2 separate regions of the Mus musculus genome follow, and region 2 is linked to region 1. The links are chromatin loops, found by intact Hi-C in ENCODE. Cell type or tissue: heart. All regions are shown on one strand.

Evidence for each region. Peaks named below come from ENCODE experiments on the same cell type or tissue, not always from the same donor. Only the 100,000 strongest peaks of a DNase experiment are listed, where the experiment ranks them.
Region 2: it touches region 1 in a loop (1.9-fold over the local background); 2 of 42 quality-filtered maps call a loop at or near these places.

The regions. Positions count from the first base shown.
Region 1 is chr1:182,373,113-182,381,112 of GRCm38, forward strand. No RefSeq gene overlaps it. Among named protein-coding and RNA genes, the nearest start is that of Trp53bp2, 32 kb to the right of the region's middle. In heart, a CTCF peak has its summit at 3,255 (motif pointing right); no DNase peak of the experiment used is centred here; H3K27ac peaks cover 393 bases.
Region 2 is chr1:182,423,423-182,431,422 of GRCm38, forward strand. It overlaps Trp53bp2 (transformation related protein 53 binding protein 2), which reads left to right. Exons shown (of 18, transcript NM_173378.2): 2 at 5,472-5,619. Among named protein-coding and RNA genes, the nearest start is that of Trp53bp2, 18 kb to the left of the region's middle. In heart, no CTCF peak of the experiment used is centred here; a DNase peak (open chromatin) is centred at 4,189.

The DNA.
Region 1 (8,000 bases):
CTGCCTCTGTCCCTGACTGTCTCAGTCAGGGTTTCTATTCCTGCACAAACATCATGCCCAAGAAACAAGTTGGGGAGGAAAGGGTTTATTCGGCTTACATTTCCATACTGCTGTTCATCACCAAGGAAGTCAGGACTGGAACTCAAGCAGGTCAGGAAGCAGGAGCTGATGCAGAGGCCATGGAGGTATGTTCCTTACTGGCTTGCTTCTCCTGGCTTGCTCAGCCTGCTCTCTTATAAACCCAAGACTCCCAGCCCAGAGATGGTCCCACCCACAAGGGGCCTTTCCCCCTTGATCACTAATTGAGAAAACACCCCACAGCTGGATCTCATGGAGGCATTTCCCCAACTGAAGCTCCTTTCTCTGTGATAACCCCAGCCTGTGTCAAGTTGACACATAAAACCAGCCAGTACACTGACCATGGCTTTTCAACACACAGCATGCATCCCTCCTCTGCCTCTGTCCCTGAGCATGGCTGCTGGGCACACAGCATGCATCCCTCTGCTGCCTCTGTCCCTGACCATGGCTGCTGGGCACACAGCATGCATCCCTCTGCTGCCTCTGTCCCTGACCATGGCTGCTGGGCACACAGCATGCATCCCTCTGCTGCCTCTGTCCCTGACCATGGATGCTGGGCACCAGCATACACCCCTCCTCTGTCTGTCCCTGACCATGGCTGCTGGGCACACAGCATGCCTCCCTCCTCTGCCTCTGTCCCTGACCATGGATGCTGGGCACCAGCATACACCCTCCTCTGCCTCTGTCCCTGACCATGTTGCTGGGCACCAGCATACACCCCTCCTCTGCCTCTGTCCCTGACCATGGCTGCTGGGCACACAGCATACATCCCTCTGCTGCCTCTGTCCCTGAGCATGGCTGCTGGGCACACAGCATGCCTCCCTCCTCTGTCTGTCCCTGACCATGGCTGCTGGGCACCAGCATACACCCCTCCTCTGCCTCTGTTCCTGATCATGGATGTGCTATAAACACCTCCTTCAAGTTCCTGCCTCTGTGTCCTCCCTGCTATGATGGACTGTAACCTGGAACTATGAGCTGAAACAAGCCACATATCAGTGAGTATACCTGTGATCTCAGTATTCAAATGCTGAGATGGGAGGTGGAGACAAGAGAATTCCCTTTAAGCCTGTGTTCTAGTTAGCCTGAATGGGCAATGATGACGAAGAAGCCCTCCTGGGAAGTGGAAGGCAAGGACTGACAAGGGGTTGTCTTTTGACCTCCCCACATCATGATGTGTGTACACACCCACTGTACAGAGACTTTCTTTAAAGCTACAACTGACATCAGAGCCAGTTGTCTTTTTCTCATGTACATAAAATAAATCTATAGAAGATAGATGTGGAAGATCTGATTTTAATTTTTCTTTCTTTTTTTTTTTTTTTTTTTTTTTGAGACAAGGTCTTGCTATATAGCCAGGGTGCTCTGGAACTCTGGTCATCACAGAGTGCTCAGGTCACAGGTGCGCACCACCCCATCAGGATCCTGATGCATATTCGGAAGTGGCATGTTTCTTTACTGGAACATTGAGTCCTGGTGTATACTTCCTGATGAGACTCGCTGTCGGTTTTTCCCATTCCTGGGGATTTTACAATTTTCTGATGCTTCATCACTGACAAGCAGAGGAAGAAACACAGAAGTAAAGAATTACAACGTGTCAGGAACCAGTTAGGAGGATTTCTTTTTCTGGAGATATTTTTGTGGGGGCGTGGAGGGGTGTGGGGTGGAATGCCACTTTCTAACTGTCCTTTTATGTATGCTTTACAAGTTTCAACTAGTTTAGAGAAAGTGACCCTGTGTAGCACCGTGGCAAGTGGATCTAGGGAAAGAGGGTCCTACAGTGGTTCCTAGTTAGGTCCAGATGGGCAAGCTTGGAGAAAGACTAAGGACCGATGGGTTGCCCAGTGCTTAGTTAGCAGATACTATGGAGCACAGAGAGGGAGAAGGTGAGTTCCATCCCGGGACTTTCCAAGGTTGTAGATCGACCCAAACATTGGACCTTCCTGGAAACCATTCCCCAGTTTGCATCCTACAATCTATCTGGACAAACTGTTACTTTCGATGTTACTTTACACAGACATGCTGGTCTAAATGAATGGCAAAAGAAGAAAACCACATCTCTGAACTCTTGCTACAAACTGCTTATTTTAATGACAGATAGCTGAAGGATGGTCCTCCGAGTCAGCGGAAAGGGGAGTCAGAATCGAAAGCAAAATCAGGCAAGGGTGAGCGGCATTGTCACCCAGAAGTTCTTTCTCAGAGAGACTTCCCTACTCTTTTGAATGTCTTGTTAATGTCACACTGGGACTTGTCACATGGAAGTCTGATAGGTCTGATAGGTCTCTCCATGGGAGACCCCAATTACAATTCTGTGGGGAAAAAATATATCTGAATTTAAATGCTGCTATTTAATCATCCAAACCATTCCGAAGGCTAATCAAGAAGACTCGCGGGTGAGCGGTGTTCTGGAATGAACTTCTCGCCAATGAAACGTACTGCGCATTTGCCTTTGTGCTGAACAGCTCATTGCCACTGTTTAATAGTGTAGCATATTGCTGTATTTTTGCAAAAGAATTTGAGAAGGTACTGGAGCGAGGGGATGATTCTCACTAATGACCAAAGCTGTTTGGTGTGAAATAGAGATGTGTGTGCATGCACATGTGAGCGTGTATAGGTGTGCATGTCCATGAGTGCATCTGTGGAGGCCACGGCCAAAGAGCATCCTCTTCTATCATTGTATACTATTTTCTGAGACATGCCCTTCAGTGGACAGGAGCTCACCGATTGGCTAGACTGGCTGACGACAAAGAGCGCCAAGATTCTTCCTGTCTCTGTCTCCTGATGCTGGGATTTCAGGCACACACCACCACAGTCAGCTTCGGTTTTGAACTCAGGTCTTCATGCTGTGAAGAAAGCATTGTACCCAGAGAACGCTCCCCTATCCTCTCTCTAAGCGACAAATATTGATCATTTACTCACATACAGTAATGCCATATTCTGCACATAACATTTTCAGGGAGCTATAGAGAGAAATTATATTGATGGCGAAAGACAGCCTGACCGAGGACCCTGGCAATGATGATGGGGAAGTAACAGAGTTTGTAGGAGATATTTATGGCCAACCCAGGGCCACTTAAGATGCTTTTGTGTGCAAGAGGAGCTGACCAAATTAAAGAGCCTGTTTATAGTCCATACACGAAGCCACAGAATCATCTGACATGTCGTTTTCCCATTTAGCCACTAGGTGGCCTTTAATGCTTTTAAGTTTTGCACAGGGGGACAAGTCCATTGGGGACTTGGATGGTCTGTCCTGGGCACCTCAGGTGGTGCATCAAAAATCAATCCTACCGTAAGTATTCTTCACTCTGCCAGGAACGACCCATTTCAGAGCCCATCTGGTCCTCCTCGCTACGCTATCATGCCTGCCAGATGGACAGACTTCCCGTTGGGAATTTAAACAACCGTTTGCACAAACCTAATGAGGGCTGAATATAAGCGCTACTGCTCAGGTTCATTTTCTGCCTTCAATAAGCTCTCTTGAGTAGATTATAAAGCTGCGATACGTCTAATACTTAATGTTCTGGTTGAAATAGAATGTTACACCTCATGTTAGAATTACCACAGTCAGTACAGCTTTATTTTAGAAAATAATGTTTCAATGTACTTCATGTTATGCTGGGTCTGTAAAGAGCACCAATAAGAACATTGTATTTCAAAGGAAAATTAGAGGGTCAAAGAATGATTTCATAGTTCCTGTCTTACATGCCTGTTATCAAAATGCTTTTTGATCAGCACCTTTGCCTGGAAGCTCTAAACCTCGATTGAGGGAGCTGTTGGGGGCTGGCTGGCTAGCTTAGCTGGCAAAGGCATCACCACCAAGCCTGATGACCTGAGTTCATTTCCCAGGAGCCACAAGATGGATAGGGAGAACAGACTCCTGCAAGTTGTCCTCTGACCACACCTGAGCCATGGCCCCTGCTCCCACAGTAAAATGTAGTAACAAAGACGCCGTCGGTGTGGGATCTCCCTGCAGCTGTCGGCGTGGGATCTCCTGCCCCGGAAAGTGTTCCTCAAGCCAACACTTTTTCTTTTTGTTTTAAATTGATTCTCTTTTGCTTAGCATGCAGACTATCGAGCATCACTCTGACCCTTTCCTTATGTCTGCAGCCCTATGTTTTGCTGATCTCCACCCCGCAATGAAGTCTTCTATTTCTTCCCTCCTGCTTGCTTTTTCCTGTAAAATGATTCCGTATGTGAACTTGTTCCTCCCAGGAGGGCAGCTTGTATTTTCAGATTATATTTTAATGTATTTCTGTAGAAGTACAAACCTGCACAGAGGCAGGATATCGATTATGGAGGAGGAAGCGGCACATCTTCTAAGGGACTGTGAACCTGCAGCCTCTTTCTCTTCCTCTCTCCTGCATTCTGGCTATGAGGAGAGTTGCTTTCTCTACCACAGTTTGCCCACTATCACGTACTTATGTCTCTGCTAGTCCAAAGGCAGCACAGCCCACCAGTAACGGAAGCCTCCACGCTTGAGGGCCAGATTTCCCTTCTCTCTTTTCTTTGGCTACCTAGGTATTTACTGCAGCTTAGAGTGACAGAAAGCTGGCTCACACTGGGTACCAATCAGAGCACCAGCTTTTAGCAGCTTCCCCCGACCCCCAACAGGGTTTCTCTGTGTAGCCCTGGCTGTCCTGGAACTCACTCTGTAGACCAGGCTGGTCTTGAACTCAGAAATCTGCCTGCCTCTGCCTCCAAAGTGCTGGGATTGAAGGCGTGCGCCACCACTGCCTGGCTTTTAGCAGCTTTTATGACATGCTAAGTTATATTTTTCATCCTTATTTTTTTTAATTTTAAAAATGTCTACTTAAAACCTTAAGTTGCATTTTTCTTCTGGAGCAGCTATTTTAAAAGTAAATAATTGCCGGACAGTCTCGAGAAAACAAAAACAAAACAAAACAAAACAAAAAACGGAAATAATTATTTCAAAGCAGGTAGCGAGGTTTAAGAAGTATAAAAGAGTAAAACTGAAGGTTAAGTTAATGCCCCACGTTAGCCTCCCAGTTTCCTTTCTTTAAGGTAACCACAGGGTAACATCCTGACTGGATTTGAAGTCCACTCCACAGCAAGGATTCCCATCTGATACTCTAAATCCTGTCAACGGCCTGTGCTCAGGGAGGTCACCAGCCCTAGCAGGAAACTGTTGGTGTTATATTGCTAAAGGGACCCGATGTACCCGTCCATTTGCCCTGCAAGTGTTGATGTTTGAGCTCATAGTCAGAGCTGCGGACAGGCTTTCTGTAGCGGACAGAGGTATGTGCAGAGGCTGAGACTCGGCCACAGCGCTGAGATTAAATAACTGTAGAATGATCCCCAGTAAACAGGACCCTGACAAGATTCTGGGAAGAGGAAGTAGAAATGGTTGTTGGGGGTGAGAAAGAAATGGTTTCTTCGGTGATGTAACCACTGGTAAGTTGCTGGAACTGGCTCTGGACTCACGAGATCAGGGAGTCTCCCCATATTGGGGGACTCCTGGGCTTGCCTGCCTGTCCAGCTACCTAACCAGTGAGCGCCGGGCCATTGAGAGAGATCAGAGGGCTGAGTGAGGATGACACTCAGTGTTGGCTGCTGCCCCTCACCCTCACAAGAGCACATACATCTGCATACATACACACACACACACACACACACACACACACACACTTCACATAAATGCACGTGCATATACAGAATAAAAGAGTCACGGGTCTCTGAAGCCCCTTCACTTTGGATACTTCTGACTCTTCCTGCCCAACAGGAATGACCATGACCCCACCTCCGTGGCTTGGATTAGGTCTGCCCCTTTTGACTTTACTCTCAACGTTATGTAAGGTGTGCAGCAGGAGGCCTTGCTCATTCCTATGTTCTAGCTTTTCCCTTTCATCGTGTCATTGCTGGGAGTTTGGGTTCTTTCCAGTTTTTGACTATAAATAGTATAGCTGGAAATGTTCCTGCATATGGCTTTTGTGAATGTATATTTGCATTGCTATTGTGTACATACCATGTGGGTCGCTCCATTGTCGGGCAGGTAGATGTTCAGATTTGGAAGAAATGGTCAGTTTTCAAGGTCATTTTGGCAGCAGACGCAAACGTTTCTTCTAAGTGACGCTCACAGATGCTCTGGGACCTTTGCTTGAGACTAAATGCTCTACAGGAGACCTTAGAACAATTCCCAGATGAGAATCACTTCAGTACTGCTCTCAGGTTTAGAACTTTAGTATCTTGCTCAATTTTCCGCATGCTGTTAAATTGGTTTTTCACCAGTAAAGGAGTCTCCATTTAAGACCGAATGTTTCATCTATTAAGAAGTTTAAGTTGGGGAAAAAAGAAGCTTAAGTTAGGAGGGGATAGCGTTGGCTGTTGAGATGGCTTAGTCACTAAAGTCCTTGCTGCGGAAGTCCAGGACCCAAGCTTGATCTCCGAGTCCCATGTAACAAATGAACAAGCAAGTCAGGCATAATGGTACACACTTGCAATCCCAGTGCTGCTAGTTAGAGACGGATGGATTCCTGGGGCTTAGTAGATAACCAACCAGTCTATTATAACTAACAAGCTTCAGGCCAGAGGTTTTGTCTCAAAAACATTACTTCTTAAGAGCAATAATTGAGTTTGATACACCAAAACCATAAATGTGCACTTACACGAACACACACACACACACACACACACACACTCACACTCACACACATCACTCACACAATGTAAGTTTGGATTTAGCATTGGTTGTCTATCTTACCCCCTCTCTTAAAACACAGGAGTTTGCCTTCTCTTATTGTGAGAATGGTGAAGGCTAGCAACATGCAATCCCATGTAGCCAGTTACACAGACAAAAAAGTAAAAAGACTGTGATTTTCAACAACAACAACAAAAAGACTACTTGCTCTGTATCTTTGTTGGGGTTTCTATTGCTGGGAAGAGACACTATGACCACAGGAACTCTTATAAGGTAACTGGGGCTGGCGGACAGTTTAGAGGTTCCATCCATTATCACCATAGAGGGCTCGTAGGCAGACATGGTGTTGGAGAAATAACCGAGAATTCTACACCTGAAGTCAGCAGGAAAAGAGAGATACCTGGCTTAGCTTAAACATCTGAAACCTCAAAGCCTACCTTCCAGTGACATTTCCTCTAACAAGGCCACACTTCCCAATAGTGTTACTTCCTATGGGCCTATGGGGAGGCAGGTCATTGGCATTAAAACCACCACACTGTGACAGAAAGCCAGCCAACCCAGCAAAGATGAGGTCCCCAAGGTAGAGCGGGAGATTATCAATCCCACTTTCTCAATCCTGTAAAGCCTTCCAGAGTGACATCAGCCTTGGCCTTCAGACCCATAGGCTGGAAAGAGTCCGTGGAGTTTAGTGTGCTGGTGGGAAGGGGTCTCCGAGATGGACAGTTTCTTGCCTACCATATAACAAGCTTTATTTTGGTGATCAGCGTGGCTGTTACATGGTTAAGGCGAGCTTCCCCTTTTCCTATTGCCCACTAGACAGAGCATCTTCTTCTTCAAAGGCTCTTCAAAAATGAGCATAAAACATGCATCGCTTCTATGAACACACATTTCAACTCGTGTATAGCTTATATTTGTGTTCCCCCTCAGTTACCCTCAAGGCTACTGTGAGAAAGAGGAAGGAGCGTAGAATATTCTGGCACAGGAAACAGGGATCCAGCCAAGAATGGATTATGCCACATCTCGGTTGAGCTATGAGACACTAGACCGTGTGACTAGGGTAAGCAGGCTTGCCTCATAGAGGAAGCAAAATTATGACCAAGAAGCAAATGGGTGTACAACAGTTCCCAGTGTGGAGCTAGGAACAAGACAGGAGCCTGGTCCAGATGCCAGGGGTCTTCAGACTCGAGATGCAGAAAACCTGGACAGGGTTGCCTTGAGCAGCCTGAGCTCCACACGGTGTTGTGTTTGTCTGCATGGGTCCTGACCGAGA
Region 2 (8,000 bases), 50 kb after region 1:
TTGTTTGTTTGTTTGTTTGTTTGTTTTTGAGACAGGGTTTCCTTGTGTAGCTCTAGCTGTCCAGGAACTTGTTCTGTAGACCAAGATAGCTTTAAGCTTAGATTCACCTGCCTCTGCCTCCCTGGGATTAAAGGTGTGCCCAGCCTTTTTCTTTTTCTTTTTTGGTTCCATAGCCGAATCACAGGAGTCTTCCAATTATTAAAAGTGAAAAATTGCAAATATAGCCAAGGCAAGCACTATAGTGGCTCATAACCATCTGTAACTCAGGTTACAGGGAATCCAGCGCCTATGCCTTAGCAGGTACCTCCCTTCATGTGGATAGAGAAATGTGTGCTCATGTGCTTATGCATGTGTGCACACACACATACACAAGCACACACAGTCCATGCATATATACACAAGCAAACGCTAATTGCATGAAAAATAAAATAAAAACTAAAGTAAATCTTTAAAGAAATGGAGTCCTAAGCTATGGGGCCTTTGTGTCTGGCTTTTGTCACTTAAGGTGTTCTTTTAAGGTTTGTGTTGTCACAAATCTTCATTGTTTATGGTAATTTTCATTCCATTGTAATATTATGGGGGTTAAATTTTTGTTTGTTGATTGTTTCAGTTGTTTCTTGACTAAAGTTGAGGCAGCATGGTTATGCCAAAAATGTATTATTAAATATATCTTACATTGCACAGCAAAGATGTGTTGGAGTAATAATATGCATGAATAAAAGTGATACTTTATGGTTGTAAGTTGATTCCTTAAACCAATTATATATATAAATATTAATATATACATAGTATATAATAATTGGCTTGGAAATTAAAATTCTCCTGCCTCAGTTTCCCAAGTGTGAATGCTACCATATATGACTTTAAAATTTGTTTGATTTTTCATCATGGTGACTCAAAATCACTTGATCCAAACAAAACAATTCCTGCTTCATTTTGTTTCTGCTTTATTTGTGGGAATTAAACTGTCATTTTGAGAATACTTGGCTCCTTTACAAGAATGTGCTTGTGAAACAAAGCTAAAGGGAGGTAGCAGTGCCTGCCCAGCCTTCGCTCTCACACCGACATCACAGGTGGCTTAACTTGCTGCCATCTCTCTATTCTTCAAAAAAAGGAAGGAGAAAAGAATTGATATTTATTGAAAACAAGGCTGCATTTCTCTCTCTTTATAGCATTTGAAATATAATTATAGGTTTTCACATTAAAATCCATCATGGCTAGGTTTTAAGATGAGAGATTTGAAGTGATATTTAACCTTTATAATTTGGGGGAATGCTTATGACTATGAATATAAGGAAACGTTTAACATAATTTTAACAGAAAATTTCAAAGGTATGGTACTTTAATTTTGTCATTTTGTTCTCATGTCTTCAAAGAGGATGAAGAAGCAATCTTTATCTTCCTGAGGTCCTTGGCAACCATGGATTTATTATTATTATTATTTTAACTATTTGCTTCCAGGAGCCTCATAAATTTAAATTCAAGTTCCTTGTTTTCTTGGTCGGTTTCTAGGCCATTTGTGTGCACCATCTGGGATTTGCTAGAAATGGAGTCTCTGCCTCCTTCCAACATCTACTGTCAGAGTGGGCCAGCAGTCTTTGTTCAAATACCTCTGTCCTTGCCAGCATTTTAGAACCTCTGCCCATAAATACATGCATGCTAGTTTCTGCTTGCTCCTGTAATCTTTTCTTCTTCCTCTCTCCGCAGAGACCTCATCTTCCACTAACGTGACCAGTTTGTTCCCTCTTTGGGCCTTTATTCTCCATGTGGCATACTTGTTGAACCTTAGCTGGACTTGGGCCTCATTTCCTTTAAATGTGGTTGCCTGCCCTAGAGCCCTCTCAGCATTGTAGGGGGAGCTGGGCTCCTCAGCTGGCGTTTTATTCCCCACACAGTTCCCTCCTGTCTCACCTTGTTCTTTACCAGAGCTCCCCAGCCATCTGGTTCTCCTTGAGGTTGCCCAGTGGGGGATAGGAGAGAGAGAGGGAGCCAGCTTGAGTTCCTCCCTGTGTCTTTTCCACATCGCTTCTATGTTCTTCTGTCATCTGCTTTCTCTCTCCCTCTGCATTTCAGTGTTAACTATTTCAGCAGAGATCATTTCTATACTAGAGTACAGGCCATAGATCATCTGTAAATGCCGAATGAATAGAAAGAATATTGAATCAGAAATAAATGGTGGTGGTTGGGTGTACCTGAATAAATCAAGTCTATAGCTTGCTATATACTATACGCGAGATGCGAGACCATTCATGATGTCTGAATAGAACATAACCGAGACAAGCTGGGGTAAGATGGTGTGCCCTGGACCAAAACGTTTCTCTGAAAGGCAGAGCTAATGGTAGTGACAAGTGTGACCTTATGTGTGCAGTGATGAAGATGACACAAAGTAACACAGTAGTTAAAGAGCTCAGTCTCTGGAGACAACCAGCCTTGGTTTTGGATCTTGGCTTTGCCATTTATTTCATAGCTGTATGACTTGCAGAGGTTACCTTCCTCGCTGTGCTTCAGTGTGTTACTGTAAAGTGCACTGCCATCTACAGCATTTGATGCAGGTTGTGTGCTTGCTGTCTACCAGGGAGCTTGAGGTGCTGAAGGCACACTAACAGAGACAACCCTTGGCTGCATGGCATTGCATTTGTAATGAATGGTGAGCTCATGACTGTCAGGTACAGAACCTATGTAGAGGTAGTGGCTTTGTGGGGGGCGGGGGAGGGCTGGAATTTTAGGTGGAGTGGCCGGGAAGATGTTATTGAGAGGATGACAGCTGCAGAGGCAAGGAGACCAAGCTATGCAGCTTAAGAGCATGCTCAGCAGGAGCAGCAAGTCAGAGTTCCCAGTCGGGCGCAGGCCTGGCCTGGCCTGGTGTGGAGCACTTGGAGCACTCGGTAGAACAGAAGCAAGGAGTTGTAAAGTTAATGGTGGCAGTGTCTTTGGTATGGGCAGGACATGTGGATCTCTAGTCAGTATTGGGTTTTATTGTTGCACCTAACTAAATGGCAGTTCCTAGGGAACTTAAGACTCATTTTAAAAGATAAGATAAGAGTATTTCAAAGAGGTACCCTTCCTAAGACATTCTGTAGAAGTGTGGGGTTCCAATTAGATCTGTCCAAGAAGCTAGCAAAATGCCATTGCTAATCCAGCATTGAGGATTTCAGCACAGGCATTGGGAGCACAGCTACTTTTTATGGAGAAGAAGGGCATTGGCTCAGGCACTTGCCATTCACACCAGTATTAATTCCTCAGGGAGGAACACGTCTCACATTCTTAGAGTAGTTGTGCTTTAGAAAGCAAAGGCTAGATTGCTGTTAAACCTGAGGTGACTGGCTAAGTGGAGGACTCCCTAATGTTTCTCTGCCAAAAGCACAGACGTCTTGAAGAGTAAAGGATAGATGAGGAAAAGCTGTATTCTGACCTTGTTTCAATAGCCAAGGAGATCACTGCTCTGAGCCTTTTTCTTCATTGGTAGAGAAGATAATCTTTGTTCTGTTTGTCTGAGAGTTGCTGTAAGACTTTGGGTAATGCTGGTGAAAGTAGCAGGTGAGATAGACGTGTACAGGGGTCTGTTGTGTAACCGTGTTTATTTGCTGATGTAGTGTGTTTAGTAAATGTTCTTCTATCTAGTGTGAACATAATAGTAAAGACAGTTGTTTTGAAGCTTTAAGCTTGAGAGAAAGTTTATGTGGGTGAAGACTATGGAGCAGTATTACTGAATTCTCTGGTTAAGTGTGCTGGGTGTTCTGGCCCAGCAGCAACAGAGTCGCATTCTCTAGGCTTGGTTAATCTTTATTTTTTCCAGTATTGTCAAGGCACTATGTGTAAGGAGCTTATATGCAGCCTTGTTGGCTAAGTTGAGGCTTTAGGATCCACATTTCATGTGGTACAGTTATCAGAATGCACAAAGCCCGAGGTGCATTCTGTTCATACTAGGAATCTTGACAGCATTTTAGCTTCTTCTATATGATTGACTTACTGTTTTAACAGAATCCACGTTAATGTTTCTGGATGACTTTGTATGTGATAGGTGTTTTATATGCATTAGGGGACACCTTTGCAAAAAAGGGAGGTGAAGGGTCCCAAGGAAATGGGCTAAGTCCAGGTGCCTCCAAATCTTCTGGTCCCCAGTGTGATGTCCTTCTCAGTGCTGCTTTCACAGTGAGGCTACGCAGCTTTCTCACTGGGAGGGTGGCCAGAGGAGTTTCAGCCTGCAAGGGAGGTCAAGTGACTTTTGGCAAACCCTCTAGCTCTGTAATGCTACTGTGGCACTGTAACCAGAGTGTGGATTCAACACATTCTGCTGTGAGTGTGTGAGTGTGTGTGTGTGTGTGTGTGTGTGTGGTGGGGGTGGAGGTGGGGGAATAAACCTCACACTTTCTCAGAGCTCAGCATAGTCTCATTTGGTTGTTTTGAAAGACAATAACCTGGTGTTTGTTTATCAGGTTCCCACAAGTTCCCATAGTCTTTGCATTCTTTCTTTATTCAGCATGAAAGTGGGATACCTTTTAACAGGTGTTATTCTTCATACTGATGTGTACCGACTCCCATGGGGTAGGTGTTCATGGGGTTGAATGGACAGGTTGTATTCATCAAACTGGTTTGCTGCTTGTTTGATTCTTCAGCTTCAGGAATTTACAAAAATTTTAAATAATTTGACAGGCATAGCAATGTGAATTCTTTGGTAGCAGTGCTTTTTAAGATGTTTAATTGTTCTAGGAGAAAGATTTACAGTGAGTTTTAATTACCTATGGACTGCATTTGCATACAGGCTCTCATAGGTTTTGATATGCTAACTAATTTCTACTTATTCACATACTTTAGAGTAGGTATTGGATTTGATTGAAACATTTCAGTTTAACGTTTCTGGAGTAGTTAATGCATGCATGTGATATAGAAATAAGGTTTCCTTCCGTGCCCTGGCTCCTGTCTCTTGCTCCCCACCCTCAGGATCTGAACTTACTCTGTTTTTATATATGCTTCTAAAGAGAAATGCATCCATAAGTGTGTGTGTGTGACAGTCACTCCTGAGGTCATCGTATTGAAGCCAAACTTAGTGCAGACACCTGATTAGTATAGCAAACTGTAGCCCGGGACTCGTGAACTAAACAATCCTCCTGCCTCAGCTTCCTGAGTAGCTTGGACTACAGGTATGTTCTACCACATCAGGCATGTATGACATTCTCTAATCAAGTATGAAAGGATTCATGAAAAGATCTGTTTGATGTCTTGATCTAGCTCCGTTTTTGCTGAACAAACAGTACATATGAAACTGGCAGGAAAAGATTTGCTTTTCCCTTCTATCTGAAGGCTGCCTCTGGCTACCCTGTGGGGTTTCCAGTTCAGCAGGCAGTACCTGGGGAAGGACAAGGGCCCAGGGCTGTGGGCCTACCCCAGCTCCACTCTTTGTTTCAGGGCAAGGATCTAAGGGGAATGCCACCTGGGCAGACAAGACAGGTAATGGTTTCTCTCTGTTTCAGATGTTCCTGACAGTTTACCTCAGTAACAGTGAGCAGCACTTCACAGAAGTTCCTGTTACCCCAGAGACAATATGCAGAGATGTGGTGGATCTGTGCAAGGAGCCTGGAGAGAACGACTGCCATTTAGCCGAAGTGTGGTGTGGCTCTGGTATGGACCCGGCTTTCTGTTTGAGCTCTGCTATCTTCTGTTCCTTTTGGGTTCTAGGATTGGTATTGTGATGGGGGGTAGGGTATTCTTGTTCACCTACAGACAGCAGGATAACCTGCACCTTAGAAGGTCAAGTTCTCGCTTTTTCTTTTGTTTTTTTCTTTTTTCTGTAACAGAAGGAAGTCACTGAACAAAGACAGGTGACAAGTGTGTTGGATGGAAGCTTCGGGATATTGTTATGGTCAAGTGTTTGGTACTCAGAAGTTTATTTATTTTGTATGTTTAAGTTTTCCTTTCTGAGCATTGGTGGTACCCACCTTTAATCCCAGCATCTGGAAGGCACAGACAGGTAGATTTAGGACGGCCAGGACTACACAGGGAAACCCTGTCTCAAAAAACCAACCAGCCAACCAACCAAACAAACAAGAAACACCAAACCACCACCAGCAACAAAAAGCTATCATTAATTAGAAATTTGATGCTTTCCTTCTCTTCTTTGATGTTGGGGATTGTCTTAGTTTCCTGTTGCTATGCTAAAATAGTTAGAACCAACTTCTGAACCATAGTTCAGGTTGTCATCCATTATGGTGGGGACATCACAGCAAGAGGATCTTGAGGGAGCTGGGCACATTGTAGCCACACTCTAGAAACACAGTGCTTACTAGTACTTGACCTATAATCCCCAGAACTGAAGAAAACAAAACCAAAAAAGAAAGCATCCTTACTCCAAAGCTTTAAGTGTGTTTTCCTGTTGCTTTCACTCTCTTCTTCCTCTCGCTTCCTAGTCCCCTCCCTCCTTCCTTTTTCATATCTTTTCTGCCTGCTCATGCATTTGCTTGGAGAACATTTCTTGGATGCCAGTGTATTAGATTTTGAGGGATGCAGAGATGGAAATTTCCTGCTTTCAGATACCTCACAGTGCAGGAGGAAAAGCAGGTAGCGTGTTCCTCTTACAGTGCTGTGAGGACAGCAGCAGTGAGGTGGAGATGGACGTGTGCCATCTGCCAGAGCAAAGGGTACCAGGGACAAAGATGAGTGCCTGTGCCCATCCTCCCCTCCCCCTCCCCTCCCCTCCCCTCCCCTTCCCTCCCCTCCCCTCCCCTCCCAGGTTTGTAGTGCTTAGGGGAGAAGTGGGGTGTCTATTCGGAATTTTATCCCCTTTTGTGGAGGCCCTGTAGAATTTGTATGCTTTGTATAAAGTGGTTATATCATCACTGTTACTCGAAGTAGAACCAGGACTGCATGTCGTTTGTTCCAACTGAGCAGATTAAGTTCGGGGTTCAGTCACAAAATTGGCTGCTGAATACCTGGCTGCCCTGTCTCTGTCCATGTTGTTTATTTAAGGCGCTGAGAGGTGGTGTGTGATTACTGATAAGTGTATAGTTTTCATAGGCCACGTCAACATTCTCATACAAATCCTGTCGATGTCATTGAGCTCCGAGCTCATGCACTTGCTTCTTAACCAGCATAAGGGTCTCTCAATTCAGCTTTCTCTCCTGAAGTAGGAAATCCTTTGTTAGTTTATTATTTCTTTCTAACTCAGGATACACTGTTTCTACTGAGGCTCTTCTCAGTTATTGCAGTATTTAGCTGTGTCTTTTTTGTTTCTAGAAAAGTCTTGAAAGTTGGCAGCCTTACCGCAACAGGGCCAGATATCATCCCATTGAAATATTCTTCTGTTTGCAAATGAATAAGTTTGACTGTTAACATTATTTACAAACAGATAGTTTCTAAATGTTGGGTTTGGGAAGTTGGCTGAGTGTGGGTCCATGTGATTGCTTCATACAGCATGGACTTCAGTTTGCAGCTCAGCACTCATGCAGTTGGGTATTGCTGTGAGCTCTGTAACCCTACTGACCGGGGTACAGGTTGCAGATGAGGACATCCCAGGGACTCACTGGACAGCCAGTCTAGTGAAAATGGCAAAAATTCAAACTCAGTGAAGAGACTCTGTTTCAGAAAATAAGGAAAATGGAAAGTCTACCACTAGAGAAAGACATCCTAATGTTAGCTTCAGGCCTCTAAATGTGTGCAGAAGGGCACATGTGCCACATGTGCACACAATCTGTATATATCTCACTCCCTCTCACAAAAGGAAATAACCTGTATTAAAGACTAGATTAAAACTTGAGCTGAGACCATTTAATTTTAATTTTTTTCTACATGTGTCTAGGGACTCATTGAACATTAATATTAGTGAGAGTGGGTCTCTGGTTATATAGATCACACAAATCTTTGAAACCCTCAGAAGTTAAATTGCATGCCTGTAGATAATAAGAAGCCACTGAATTAGACTCTTAAGACCCTAACAACTGGCACAGACCCATTATTTCTACTGCTTTATACTGACTTGACACTGATTGTGTAGAAAATCAGTGATA